2 separate regions of the Homo sapiens genome follow, and region 1 is linked to region 2. A link is an interaction called in ENCODE POLR2A ChIA-PET data of the cell type or tissue named here. Cell type or tissue: Caco-2. All regions are shown on one strand. Links, peaks and the distances in the headings refer to the core of each region. The heading gives the core; the rest is flanking DNA.

Evidence for each region. Peaks named below come from ENCODE experiments on the same cell type or tissue, not always from the same donor. Only the 100,000 strongest peaks of a DNase experiment are listed, where the experiment ranks them.
Region 1: POLR2A ChIA-PET joins it to region 2 with 6 read pairs; 2 of 35 experiments call an interaction of 5 or more read pairs at or near these places.

The regions. Positions count from the first base shown.
Region 1 is chr22:23,776,434-23,783,852 of GRCh38, forward strand. It overlaps MMP11 (matrix metallopeptidase 11), which reads left to right. Exons shown (of 8, transcript NM_005940.5): 2 at 2,754-2,983; 3 at 3,926-4,069; 4 at 4,149-4,282; 5 at 4,426-4,667; 6 at 4,760-4,976; 7 at 5,793-6,050; 8 at 6,978-7,419. The coding sequence ends at 7,111. Among named protein-coding and RNA genes, the nearest start is that of SMARCB1, 6.8 kb to the right of the region's middle. RefSeq lists an enhancer at 4,214-5,212. In Caco-2, for the core only: no CTCF peak of the experiment used is centred there; a DNase peak (open chromatin) is centred at 5,255.
Region 2 is chr22:24,192,099-24,199,713 of GRCh38, forward strand. No RefSeq gene overlaps it. Among named protein-coding and RNA genes, the nearest start is that of SUSD2, 14 kb to the left of the region's middle. RefSeq lists a silencer at 3,690-3,890 and enhancers at 5,962-6,011, 6,142-6,261. In Caco-2, for the core only: no CTCF peak of the experiment used is centred there; DNase peaks (open chromatin) are centred at 3,673 and 4,733.

The sequences.
Region 1 (7,419 bases), core at 3,420-7,419, 410 kb before region 2:
ATGTAGCATCTCCACCTGCCTGGTGGATATTGGAAGCCCAACGAACCTGCCTGCAAAATGCCCGGGAAATAGCAGGCGCTGAATAATTTGCACCTCACCAAGGTGAGGCCAGCCTGGGTCCCTCCTTCAGGGGAAGGGTAACTCAACCCCTGCAGAGCAGAGCAGAGGTAGCAGGGAGCTGGGTGGGCTGTGAGCACAGACAGTCCGCTGCCTGCCAGCTGTTGTCTGATCAAGCTGCTTAACTCCTCTGGGGCCCATTTCCTCATCCTGGAAATGAGGGTGATGATGGTGGAGTTGGTGAGAGGTTCCATCAGGGGCTAAGAGCAAGTCTGTGGAGCTGTTGCCAAGGTCCTAGCCTGCAACCAGTGCTAAGTACTTTTTTTTTTTTTTTTGAGATGGAGTCTCGCTCTGTCACCCAGGCTGGAGTGCTGTGGCACGATCTCGGCTCACTGCAAGCTCTGCCTCCCAGGTTCACGCCATTCTCCTGCCTCAGCCTCCCGAATAGCTGGGACTACAGGAGCCCGCCACCACGCCTGGCTAATTTTTTGTATTTTTAGTAGAGACGGGGTTTCACCGTGTTAGCCAGGATGGTCTCGATCTCCTGACCTCATGATCCGCCTGCCTCGGCCTCCCAAAGTGCTGGGATTACAGGCGTGAGCCACCAGGCCCGGCCAACCAGTGCTAAGTACTTATTAACAATAAGCCCAGGCCGGGCGCGGTGGCTCACGCCTGTAATCCCAGTACTTTGGGAGGCCGAGGCAGGTGGATCATGAGGTCAGGAGTTCAAGACCAGCCTGGCCAAGATGGATAAACCTCATCTCTACTAAAAATACAAAAATTAGCCAGGCGTGAGGCTGGGTGCGGTGGCGCATGCTTGTAATCCCAGCACTTTGGGAGGCCGAGGCAGGCGGATCACAAGGTCAGGAGATCGAGACCATCCTGGTAACATGGTGAAATCCCGTTTCTACTAAAAATACAAAAAAATTAGCCGGGCATGGCAGCAAGTGCCTGCAGTCCCAGCTACTCAGGAGGCTGAGTCAGGAGCATGGCATGAACCCGGAAGGCGGTGGTTGTAGTGAGCCCAGATCACACCACTGCACTCCAGCCTGGGCGATAGAGCGAGACTCTCTCTCAAAAAAAAAAAAAAAAAAATTAACCAGGCGTGGTGGCAGGCACCTGTAACCCCAGCTACTCGGGAGGCTGAGGCAGAGAATTGCTTGAACCCGGGAGGTGGAGGTTGTAGTGAGCCGAGATCGCGCCACTGCACTCCAGCCTGGGCAACAGAGTGAGACTCCATCTCAAAAAAACAAAACAAAAAACCAATAAGCCCAGAATCGGCCAGAACCCACAACCCAGTGAGACTGCGCTGTGCCAGGTAACCATGCAATAAGCAAGCTCGGAAATGGGGGGAAGCTGCTTCAGGGCCTCACGCCCTAAGTAGTTCCATAGCCTCCGTGTTCAGAAGGCCCCCCTTCATGGTGGGGTGTTCTTGATGCCTCAGCTCTGGGATCAGGAGCAGGGAGCGTTGGGACGCTGATCAGATCCCTGGGGTGTATGGAGCCTGGGAGAGCTGCCAAAGGCTGAGGGTGAGGTGGGGCCTGAGTGGCTGAGCTCCTACCCCAAATATGGCTGTGAGGAGGCTGCAGTTGCCCAGACCAGACAGGTGCTGAGTCTCTCAGCAAGCAGCACAGCTCCATCCCTCTCCTTCAGTGCAGGAAGGACACTTGGCTTCTGTGCGGTGTCCAGAGCCAGGCCTTAGCCTTAGGCCTGAGCCACCAGAGTCCTGGCCTGGCCTTGCCATGCCCTTGCTGGGTGACTTTGCAGGGTCTCCAACCTCTCTGAGCTTCTGCTTTTCTCATGCACAAGAACTGTAACTTCTGCCCTGGAGACTTATAGACAGGTAGCAGGATGTAGCTTAGGTCTGAATCGCCATCTGTGGTCCTGGGGCTTTGGCGAGTGGGGCTGGGCACCTGGTAATTAACTGTCCCCACCCTCCCCGCTTGAAGAAGGCAGGCAGATCACAGATCAGCTCCCACTGTACTCCTAGCCCTGGTGGGGTGTGACCAAAACCACCTCTGCTAGAAGCCAGGCCTCAGTGGCCAGGTGCCTTCCCGGGTGCTGGGCCTGTGCTAGGTGCTGTACATACCTCACCTTGTCCAGTCCACAAGTCAGTGTCACCCCCAGCAGTCAGGTTACACTGACTGAGGCCACACTGCAGGGCTACAGCCGCTCCACACTGGGGAGGAGGTGGGGGAAATCCTGGGCAGGAGAGAGGGCAGATCCTGCTCACATGACAGGGACAGGAGCATGACCCAGGTGTGTCTGAACTTAGCGGACACAGGAAGAAAGGGAGTTGGAAGCAAGTTTCTGTGGGGAGCAGGAGGAGGTTGCCTGGTGTTCCTTCGGAGGAAGCTTTTTGGGGTCCATTCCTGGAGTGTATGGCTCATAGCCAGTCCCAGTGTGCCCCCACCCCCAGACCTCATTGGCCTAAGTAGCTGGAGTAGGTGACAGGCAGCCCAGGGCCCTCCACGATGTGGGGGACAGCTTGATGCCTTGGAACAAGGTGCCAAGAAACCAGAGAGCCAGCCAGATGCCAAAGGGCCCTGCCATGTGCCGGTGCCCTTTCCCTCTCCATTTGCCCAGCCACACAGTGGGCTGGGGTTGCACGTGTGTTTGCTGACAGGCCACATCTCTAACTGTGGGCCATGTGGACCTTAGGCCTGACCAGACCCTCATGTCATCCTCCTGCCTAGGACGCCCACCACCTCCATGCCGAGAGGAGGGGGCCACAGCCCTGGCATGCAGCCCTGCCCAGTAGCCCGGCACCTGCCCCTGCCACGCAGGAAGCCCCCCGGCCTGCCAGCAGCCTCAGGCCTCCCCGCTGTGGCGTGCCCGACCCATCTGATGGGCTGAGTGCCCGCAACCGACAGAAGAGGTTCGTGCTTTCTGGCGGGCGCTGGGAGAAGACGGACCTCACCTACAGGTAGGGGCCTGGGAGCAGGACACTAGGATGCCACCTGTGTGTCCGTGGGTAAGCCAGCTGCCCTCACAGCTGCTGCTTGAGACACAGGCCAGGGTAGATCTTCGTGTCTAACAGACCTGTGTGTCCACTGAACCCCAGGGAGGTCATCTATGGGCAAACCCCCTGAAACCCCAACTTAGACACATACACATATGGAGACCCTCCCTCAGCAGAGGGGCAGAGCCTCCGTCATCATGCAAAGAGTCGCAGCACATGCCTGCGGACGGGTGTTCAGTCACTCAGGCAGCCTTTACAAGAGACCTGTGAGGACCAGGCTCTGGGACTCCACGGTGAATGAGGCAGACACAGCCCCATCCTCTGTGTCAGTCTGAGGTGGGTGTCAGCCATGTCATTGTCCAACTCTACCATCACAACTTGGGCTTCGAGCAGGTGGAGACAGTGGTAAGCGGGGAGAGGCAATAGTGGGCATCTCACTGGGTGACCTGGGAGGACCCTGGGCAGGTGATGGGGAAGCTGAGGCTCACACATCCTGCGGGTGGGGACCCAGCCTGAAGAATGGGCTGGTGTCACACAGCATTGGAGCTGAGACTGGGGTCTTTAGAATTTCCTAGGTGGGGGCCTGGGAACCAACAGGGGCTCAAGGAACCAAGGTGTCCCCACAGTAAGTGGCACTGTCAGGTCTAGGATGGGGGTCTCGGGACCCCTGGTCCTGGTTCTTTCCACTGAATTCAGACACTTGTATTTGCCTAAGTATGAGCAAACCACATACACATGTGCCCATGTGGCCAGGGAGACCAGTGCGCTGAAGCTGAGGCCCAGAGTACACCTGGCCTGTGTCCTGAGTGTTCACACACCCACCAAGCATCCAGGGGCAACTCCTGGTGCCTCAGCCATCGGGGGCTGTCCCTTCCCTGAGGCCCAGGCCCCTCCATCTCCCTCCAGGATCCTTCGGTTCCCATGGCAGTTGGTGCAGGAGCAGGTGCGGCAGACGATGGCAGAGGCCCTAAAGGTATGGAGCGATGTGACGCCACTCACCTTTACTGAGGTGCACGAGGGCCGTGCTGACATCATGATCGACTTCGCCAGGTGAATGGGCGGCCTGGGACCCCTCCGGGAACAGCCTCGCCTGCCAGCAGCCACTGACCCCGCCCCCACCCATCTGTAGGTACTGGCATGGGGACGACCTGCCGTTTGATGGGCCTGGGGGCATCCTGGCCCATGCCTTCTTCCCCAAGACTCACCGAGAAGGGGATGTCCACTTCGACTATGATGAGACCTGGACTATCGGGGATGACCAGGGTATGGGCTGGGGACCCATTTTCCAGATGGGGCAACCGAAGATCATAAAGAATGGGGACTCGCCAAGGTCACTGAGCTGGGGTCTGGAGCTGGATGTCCTGGGCAGGAGGTTCGGGGGTTGCTGAGCCACCTCCCTTTTTCAGGCACAGACCTGCTGCAGGTGGCAGCCCATGAATTTGGCCACGTGCTGGGGCTGCAGCACACAACAGCAGCCAAGGCCCTGATGTCCGCCTTCTACACCTTTCGCTACCCACTGAGTCTCAGCCCAGATGACTGCAGGGGCGTTCAACACCTATATGGCCAGCCCTGGCCCACTGTCACCTCCAGGACCCCAGCCCTGGGCCCCCAGGCTGGGATAGACACCAATGAGATTGCACCGCTGGAGGTGAGGCCCTGCCTGCCAGTCCCCCTACTCCTCTGCTGGCCACTGTGACTGCAGCATATGCCCTCAGCATGTGTCCCTCTCTCCCACCCCAGCCAGACGCCCCGCCAGATGCCTGTGAGGCCTCCTTTGACGCGGTCTCCACCATCCGAGGCGAGCTCTTTTTCTTCAAAGCGGGCTTTGTGTGGCGCCTCCGTGGGGGCCAGCTGCAGCCCGGCTACCCAGCATTGGCCTCTCGCCACTGGCAGGGACTGCCCAGCCCTGTGGACGCTGCCTTCGAGGATGCCCAGGGCCACATTTGGTTCTTCCAAGGTGAGTGGGGGTTGGGGATCTGCTCGAGAGACTTCCCAGAGCCAGGAATGTTATGGCCAAGGGCAGGAACAGACAGATGGATCCTTAGGGACACAGTGGATAGGGAGAGCTGCCCCAAAGCCTGGGGGCCGAGGGAGAGAGAGTGTGGTTTGTTCCTCAGGCACAGGTAGGAGGTTCTCGGAGGTGGCTCTTGAGATAGGAGCAGCGTGGAAGGGATTGCACGGTGGGGCCTCGTGTTGGTGCGTTCAACCCTCAGCCACCCCATGGGGCGGGGTTCTAGAGATGAGGCCTCTGGGGCCCCGAGGCAGTGAAGTGACTCACTGTGAGTGCAGCTGGGAAGAGGCAGGGCAGGGAATTGATCCAGGTCTATCATCCTAGAGCTGGGATTTCCATCCTCAACTGGCAGAGATGAGAGCCTGGAGCATTGCAGATGCCAGGGACTTCACAAATGAAGGCACAGCATGGGAAACCTGCGTGGGTTCCAGGGCAGTCCAGCCTGCAGGGGCCCAGGGAGTGGTCAGTAGGCATTTGTCACAGCCAAATGCCAGTGGAAGGAGCAGCCGCCCAGGCAGCCCTCTACTGATGAGAGTAACCTCACCCGTGCACTAGTTTACAGAGCATTCACTGCCCCAGCTTATCCCAGGCCTCCCGCTTCCCTCTGCGGGTGGGGTGCTGAGCAGGCATTATTGGCCTGCATGTTTTACTGATGAGGAAACTGAGGCTGGGAGAGTCTGTGGTAGGGGTCAAGCAGGTCCACAGTGGCGGGGCATGGCAGTGGTGGCTGGGCAGGTCCTTGCAGCCTTCCCTCTCCGGCAGGTGCTCAGTACTGGGTGTACGACGGTGAAAAGCCAGTCCTGGGCCCCGCACCCCTCACCGAGCTGGGCCTGGTGAGGTTCCCGGTCCATGCTGCCTTGGTCTGGGGTCCCGAGAAGAACAAGATCTACTTCTTCCGAGGCAGGGACTACTGGCGTTTCCACCCCAGCACCCGGCGTGTAGACAGTCCCGTGCCCCGCAGGGCCACTGACTGGAGAGGGGTGCCCTCTGAGATCGACGCTGCCTTCCAGGATGCTGATGGTGCGTTGGGGGTGAGGCAGCTGGTGGGAGGTGGGCACAGCAGCCGCTTCTCCCACCTGGTGGTGGCTGGGCTCCCACATGCCTGCCACAGGAAGTCTGGCTCTTCATCACAGGTCCTTTGTCCAGAGCCATCTGCCCTCCTCTCGGTGGCCGGCTAGTGCTACATTCCATATTGCAGATGAGGAAACTGAGGGTCAGAGAAGTGCAAGGTCTTACCCTGGTTTTTCAGCCACAGCCAGTAGAACAATAAACTGCTGTACACTGAGGGCCAACAATGCTCTAAGCTCCTTACTGGTCTCATCCAGTTCTCAGAACAGCCCTCTGATGTGACACCTGTTGTGAACCCAGTTTCCAGAGGAGCAAACAGAGGCTCAGGCAATGAGGCCCCTAACCTGGACTACCCTGGTGGTCCCTGCTCCTAACCACTGACCCACCCAGCCTCCCACAACCACAGGGGGCTAGAGCCAGTCCAGTGCTCCCTCCCCTGCTAGGCTCCTCTTCTGTGCTCTTTCTCCCACATCAGGACCCACTGGGAGAGCTATCCTAGGGTAGCCTCCAGCTCCAGGACTCCAGGGTGCCCGTCAATAGCCTGGCTAATTTAATAGATGCAGGAGAGAGTGATGTGGAGGGTGGTGGGGGCAACGGGACTTGCTTTCCTGAGAGGTGGGACTCAGGCCTCTGAGGCTCTGGGTACCTGTCAGGCTGGGTATTAGCCCAGCCCAGATTCCGGGGCAGGCAGAAGGGCTCCCTAGAGGGAAGAGAGGTTCTGAAAGGCCGGCCCTGGATCCTGCAGGACTCGAGGAACTCAGCAGTGGCCAAGGGCTTCCCACTCAGCCCTCCCTTAGTGCCCATCCCTGGGCACAGCCTGACAGGCAGGAGTAGGGCCCAGTGTCCGCTCGCCCAGGCTTGACCACCTTCTCTTCTCAGGCTATGCCTACTTCCTGCGCGGCCGCCTCTACTGGAAGTTTGACCCTGTGAAGGTGAAGGCTCTGGAAGGCTTCCCCCGTCTCGTGGGTCCTGACTTCTTTGGCTGTGCCGAGCCTGCCAACACTTTCCTCTGACCATGGCTTGGATGCCCTCAGGGGTGCTGACCCCTGCCAGGCCACGAATATCAGGCTAGAGACCCATGGCCATCTTTGTGGCTGTGGGCACCAGGCATGGGACTGAGCCCATGTCTCCTCAGGGGGATGGGGTGGGGTACAACCACCATGACAACTGCCGGGAGGGCCACGCAGGTCGTGGTCACCTGCCAGCGACTGTCTCAGACTGGGCAGGGAGGCTTTGGCATGACTTAAGAGGAAGGGCAGTCTTGGGCCCGCTATGCAGGTCCTGGCAAACCTGGCTGCCCTGTCTCCATCCCTGTCCCTCA
Region 2 (7,615 bases), core at 2,424-6,423:
TGCGATCATAGCTCATTGCCGCCTCAACCTCCCAGGCTGAGGTGATCCTCCTGCCTCAGCCTCACAAGTAGCTGGGGCCACAGGCACGCTCAGGCTGGTCTTGAACTCCTGGGGTCAAGCAATCCTCCTGCCTCGGCCTCCCTAAGTGCTGGGATTACAGGCATGATCCACTGTGCCCGGCCAAAAAGAAATTTTTATCTGAGGAACGAGAGCCCCCTTTAATTATCAGGCCCAGAGAGGCACTGAAATGTGATGGGGTGTCACAGCAGTCACGCCTCACTCCCACCTTGACGCCACTTGCTAGGTGGGTTCTAGACTAACCGATGTCAAGTAGCCATAAAATGTCATATGCTGGACACCATAATGTAGGGGCCAAGGGAAAACTTCCCCTTTACCCTCTGAAAGTTCAAGGAAAAATCAACTCACAAAAGGCAGATTAATTGGAAAACAAGGTGTACCAAGTTATTAGCATGCGTTGGGGGAGAATCACAGAGTCATTGCCGAATATCCCAGTGGGATAAAGATGCTGATATACCCTGCTTCTTAGGGGAAAGGGCGATGGGAATCTCTCCTTTGATACTCAGCTGGAGCCAGACTCCTCCAGGAAGCCCCCCCTGACTTCCCACTCCTACAACGCACTACACTGGCCACTCCCTCCTCCTCGGCAGCACTGGACCCTGAGGAGAGGCGTCTCCCGATGGGCCACAGCAGGCACTTGATCACCCCAGGGCTAGCAGGAGATAGGGAGTGTGGATGATTTCAAGAGGACAGTGCATGATTTGGGGTGGGGAGGATTTTTTTTTTTTTTCTTTTTTTGAGACAGAGTCTCCGTCTGTCCCTAGGCTGAAGTGCAGTGGTGCAATCTCAGGTCACTGCAACCTCCGCCTCCCAGGTTCAAGCTATTTTCCTGCCTCAGCCTCCCTAGTAGCTGGGACCACAGGCGCCCACCACCACACCCAGCTAATTTTTGTATTTTTAGTAGAGATGGGGTTTCACCATGTTGGCCAGGCTGGTCTTGAACTCTTGACCTCAGATGATCCTTGTGCCTTGGCCTCCCAAAGTGCTGGGATTACAGACATGAGCCACTGCCCCTGGCCTGGGTGGGGAAGATTTAATGGGCTTAAAGAACATACAATGGCTCTGTTCTGTTCCATTGATCTATATCTCTGTTTTGGTACCAGTACCATGCTGTTTTGGTTACTGTAGCCTTGTAGTATAGTTTGAAGTCAGGTAGTGTGACGCCTCCAGCTTTGTTCTTTTGGCTTAGGATTGACTTGGCGATGCGGGCTCTTTTTTGGTTCCATATGAACTTTAAAGTAGTTTTTTCCAATTCTGTGAAGAAAGTCATTGGTAGCTTGATGGGGATGGCATTGAATCTGTAAATTACCTTGGGCAGTATGGCCATTTTCATGATATTGATTCTTCCTACCCATGAGCATGGAATGTTCTTCCATTTGTTTGTATCCTCTTTTATTTCCTTGAGCAGTGGTTTGTAGTTCTCCTTGAAGAGGTCCTTCACATCCCTTGTAAGTTGGATTCCTAGGTATTTTATTCTCTTTGAAGCAATTATGAATGGGAGTTCACTCATGATTTGGCTCTCTGTTTGTCTGTTGTTGGTGTATAAGAATGCTTGTGATTTTTGTACATTGATTTTGTATCCTGAGACTTTGCTGAAGTTGCTTATCAGCTTAAGGAGATTTTGGGCTGAGACAATGGGGTTTTCTAGATATACAATCATGTCATCTGCAAATAGGGACAATTTGACTTCCTCTTTTCCTAATTGAATACCCTTTATTTCCTTCTCCTGCCTAATTGCCCTGGCCAGAACTTCCAACTTTATGTTGAATAGGAGTGGTGAGAGAGGGCATCCCTGTCTTGTGCCAGTTTTCAAAGGGAATGCTTCCAGTTTTTGCCCATTCAGTATGATATTGGCTGTGGGTTTGTCATAGATAGCGAACAGAGCCCTCAGAATAACGCCACATGTCTACAACTATCTGATCTTTGACAAACCTGAGAAAAGCAATGGGGAAAGGATTCCCTATTTAATAAATGGTGCTGGGAAAACTGGCTAGCCATATGTAGAAAGCTGAAACTGGATGCCTTCCTTACACCTTATACAAAAATCAATTCAAGATGGATTAAAGACTTAAAACGTTCGACCTAAAACCATAAAAACCCTAGAAGAAAACCTAGGCAATACCATTCAGGACATAGGCACGGGCAAGGACTTCATGTCTAAAACACCAAAAGCAATGGCAACAAAAGCCAAAATTGACAAATGGGATCTAATTAAAGAGCTTCTGCACAGCAAAAGAAACTACCATCAGAGTGAACAGGCAACCTACAAAATGGGAGAAAATTTTCACAACCTACTCATCTGACAAAGGGCTAATATCCAGAATCTACAATGAACTCAAACAAATTTACAAGAAAAAAACAAACAACCCCATCAAAAAGTGGGCGAAGGACATGAACAGACACTTCTCAAAAGAAGACATTTATGCAGCCAAAAAACACATGAAAAAATGCTCATCATCACTGGCCATCAGAGAAATGCAAATCAAAACCACAATGAGATACCATCTCACACCAGTTAGAATGGCGATCATTAAAAAGTCAGGAAATAACAGGTGCTGGAGAGGATGTGGAGAAATAGGAACACTTTTACACTGTTGGTGGGACTGTGAACTAGTTCAACCACTGTGGAAGTCAGTGTGGCGATTCCTCAGGGATCTAGAACTAGAAATACCATTTGACCCAGCCATCCCATTACTGGGTATATACCCAAAGGACTATAAATCATGCTGCTATAAAGACACATGCACACGTATGTTTATTGCGGCATTATTCACAATAGCAAAGACTTGGAACCAACCCAAATGTCCAACAATGATAGACTGGATTAAGAAAATGTGGCACATATACACCATGGAATACTATGCAGCCATAAAAAATGATGAGTTCATGTCCTTTGTAGGGACATGGATGAAATTGGAAATCATCATTCTCAGTAAACTATCGCAAGAACAAAAAACCAAACACCGCATATTCTCACTCATAGGTGGGAATTGAACAATGAGAACACATGGACACAGGAAGGGGAACATCACACTCTGGTGACTGTTGTGGGGTGGCGGGAGGGGAGAGGGATAGCATTGGGAGATATACCTAATGCTAGGTGACAAGTTAGTGGGTGCAGCGCACCAGCATGGCACATGTATACATATGTAACTAACCTGCACATTGTGCACATGTACCCTAAAACTTAAAGTATAATTAAAAAAAAAAAAAAAAAACATACAATGGGCTGGGCCACGTGGCTCATGCCTATAATCCCAGCACTTCAGGAGGGCGAGGCAGGCAGATTATGAGATCCAGAGATCGAGACCATCCTGGCCAATATGGTGAAACCCCATCTCTACTAAAAATACAAAAATTATCTGGGCGTGGTGGCGAGCGCCTATAATCCCAGCTACTCGGGAGGCTGAGGCAGGATAATCACTTGAACCCGGGAGGCAGAGGTTGCAGTGAGTCGAGATTGCACAACTGCACTCCAGCCTGGGCGACAGAGTGAAACTCCATCTCAAAAAATAAAATTAAATACAATAAAACAAACAAGGAAACCATACAATGCCCTGGGACAAAGTCTGTTGGGCCTGAAGAGCAAACAGTAGATTGTGACAAGTCTGTCCAGGTGTGCTGACAGATTTCAGTCTTTCTTCCTGTGATAAGAGTTCAGTTAAGGAAGACTCACAGGAGGGACCAGAGCTCATTGTTTTCTTCTTTGGCAGGTCCAGACTTCAGGCAGATAGAGAACTTCAGAGAACAACTTCATCCTGAGCTCTGGCTGACAGATTGACACAGAGGCAGGGAGAGGTCATAGAGACCTTGTGGCTTCTTCTTCAGTTCAGTGCTATATTTTGGGGTATCAGTTTCTGATCCCCAGCAATAACTCATACTCTATAGTTCAACAGTAACCAGCCAGGCAAGGAGCAGTGGCTCACATCTGTAATCCTAGCACTTTGGGAGGCTGAGGCAAGAGGATCACTTGAGGCCAGGAGTTCGAGACCAGTCTGGGCAACATAGTGGAGCCTGTCTACACACACATACACACACACACACACACACACACATTTAGCCATGGCAGCATGCACCTGTAGTCCCAGCTACTCGGGAGACTGAGGCAAGAGGATCATTGGAGCCCTGGAGGTTGAGACTGCAGTGAGCCGTGATGGCACCACTGCACTCCAGCCCAGGCAACAGAGCAAGATCTCATCTCTAAAAAAAAAAAAAAAAAAAAGTATAGCCAATCACTAACACATGTTATTGAAACTGCATTTGCAAAAGTATAACCAAGGAAATTATGACAGTGAAAGAAATCAGAGGTAACCGACTCCATCTTGCTTCTAACCTTTAAGCTGTTCTTCTTCATTCCTGGGTGTAGGCTGAACTAACTTTGGGAAGGAACTCAGTTCATGGTTTGACTCTGAAACAAAATTGGTAACAGCCCTTTCCTGAAAAGACCCCCTTCTTGCCTAGGGACCAGTCCGCATTTGCAGGACTAACAAGATTAAAAATTACAGTTTAGGGGTCATGCTGCCTCTGGCTCCAAGAGTCTGAACCTCCCCAAATTGCTCCTGGGAATAACATCACTGTTGTAAAACTTAAGATCAGTGCTGGAGATATTTGGCAGTCCCTGCACTCCATGGATCAGCTGACACCACCCAGACTGCTAATCTGGTTCAACCAGTTGTGCCATCGCAGCCAGGAACAGAAGACAGCAAAAAAAAAAAAAAAAAAAAAAAAAAAAAACAACAACTAAAAACTCACTGCGGGCTGGGCACGGTGGCTCACGCCTGTAATCCCAGCACTTTGGGAGGCTGAGGCAGGCGGATCACCTGAGGTCAGGAGTTCGAGACCAGCCTGACCAACATGGAGAAACCTTGTCTCTACTAAAAATACAAAAATTAGCCAGATGTGGTGGTGCATGCCTGTAATCCCAGCTACTTAGGAGGCTGAGGCAGAAGAACGCTTGAACCCGGGATGTGGAGGTTGCAGTAAGCCGAGATTGCGCCATTGCACTCCAGCCTGGGCAACAAGAGTGAAACTCCATCTCGAAAAAAAAAAGAAAAAGAAAAACTCACTTCAACCCCCTGTGATTCCACCTCCAACCTGACCAATCAGCACTCCCCACTTCCCAAGCTCCTACCCGCCAAATTATCTTTAAAAATTCTGGGCCGGGCGCGGTGGCTCACACCTGTAATCCCAGCACTTTGGGAGGCCGAGGCGGGTGGATCACGAGGTCGGGAGATCGAGACCATCCTGGCTAACACGGTGAAACCCCGTCTCTACTAAAAATACAAAAAATTAGCCAGGCGTGGTGGTGGGTGCCTGTAGTCCCAGCTACTCGGGAGGCTGAGGCAGGAGAACAGCGTGAACCCAGGAGGCAGACCTTGAAATGAGCCGAGATCGCGCCACTGCACTCCAGCCTGGGCCTTCCAAGTAGCTGGGATTACAGGAGCGTGCCACCACGCCTGGCTAATTTTTGTATTTTTAGTAGAGATGGGATTTCATCATATTGGTCATGCTGGTCTTGAACTCCTGACCTCAGGTGATCCGCCCACCTCAGCCTCCCAAAGTGCTGGGATTACTGGCATGAGCCACTGCACCCAGCCAGTGTCTTTCTTTAGGTCGACAGTCCCTGTAACAATACACCAGAGGCATAGGTATAAAAATATGGTCTTACCTTTTTCATTAGTGTGGAAAATAAAGTGTGTGTGCAAGGTGAAAAAAAATCTAAACAATTCAGGGAACTAGCTGCTGGCTAGGGGACATTGAAGCTGTGCTCAGCCTTTTGCTTCTTTAAACACTTGTACTGTGTAAATAAGTTCAGATTAACCTGGAGGAGAAATTCACAGAAGTAGATTGGCTGGTTAAATGGCACAAGCATTTTCTATCTAGAGTTGTACCAGTTGACGCCGCCACCAACCTACAACAGAGCCTGGGTCCCCATGCAGTCACTGGCGTTTGGAGCCTTCACCTTTTTTGCTCTTTGCCAGATAGACAGAGCCTTCACCATGTTGCTGGGTGGTGTGACGTTTCCCAGAACTCCCTCCTGCGTGTTTCTGGTTAGGGTGAGCCACAAGAGATTCCCATGCAAGATTTGGCAGAAGTGAAACTTAAGTCATTTTCTTAGCTCGCTCTCCAGTCACGGCCACAGGCAGAGCCCAGGCCTGCAACTGTTCTGCCTTCCCTTGGATCTGCCTTCAACTGTGCCGACTCCTGGGCCAGATGTGTGACAAAAGGTCTCAGCTTTTCAGGAAACCCTTGTCACCCATGGCAACAAGATAGGACCACTCGTGGTGGCTCACACTCGTAGTCCCAGCTATTTGGGGGGCTGAGGTAGGAGGATCACTTGAGGCCAGGAGTTTCAGACCAGCCTGGCCAACATAGTAAGACCCCGTCTCTACTGAAAATACAAAATTAGCTCGGCGCAGTGGCACATGCCTGTAATCCCAGCACTTTGGGAGGCTGAGGCGGGTGGATCACCTGAGGTCAGGAGTTTGAGACCAGCATGACCAACATGGTGAAATCCCGACTCTACTAAAAATATTAGCTGGGCATGGTGGCGACGCCTGTAGTCCCAGCTACTCGGGAAGCTGAGGCAGGAGAATCGCTTGAACCCACTGGAGGTTTTGGTGAGCTGAGATTGCACCACTGTACTCCAGCCTGGGTAACAGAGCCAGACTCTGTCTCTAAATAAATAAATAGCCAGGCACACTGGTGCACGCCTGCAGTTCCAGCTACTCTAGGAGGCAGGGTGGGAGGATTGATTTAGCCTGGGATGTCAAAGCTGCAGTGAGCAGTGATCACAACACTGCATTCCACCCTGGGTGACAGAGTGGGACCCTGTCTTTAAAAAAAAAAAAAAGAAAGAAAAAGAAAATGCCAGTTTTTCTTTCTTTCTTTTTTTTTTTTTTTTTGAGACGGAGTTTCGCTCTTCTTGCCCAGGCTGGAGTGCAGTGGCACCATCTCAGCTCACTGCAACCTCCACCTCCTGGGTTCAAGCGATTCTCCTGCCTCAGCCTCCCGAGTAGCTGGGATTACAGGCATGTGCCACCATGCCCGGCTGATTTTTGTATTTTTAGTAGAGACGGGGTTTCACCATGTTGGTCAGGCTGGTCTTGAACTCCTGACTTCAAGTGATCCATCCACCTCAGCTTCCCAAAGTGCTGGGATTACAGGCAGGAGCCACCGTGCCCAGCTGAAAATGCCAGTTTTTCCTTTCTTTCTTTTTTTTTTTTTTGAGATGGAGTTTCGCTGGTCGGCCAGGCTGGAGTGCAATGGTGCAATCTCAGCTCACTGCAACCTCTGCCTCCTGGGTTCAAGCAATTCTCCCATCTCAGCCTCCTAAGTAGCTAGGATTACAGGTGCCCACCACCATGCCCAGCTATTTTTTGTATTTTTAGTAGAGATGGGGTTTCACCATGTTGGCCAGGCTGGTCTCGGAACTCCTGACCTCAGGTGATCCGCCCGTCTTGGCCTCCCAAAGTGCTGGGATTACAGGCGTAAGCCACTGTGCCCAACCCCAAATGCCAGTTTTTCAAAGTGGTTT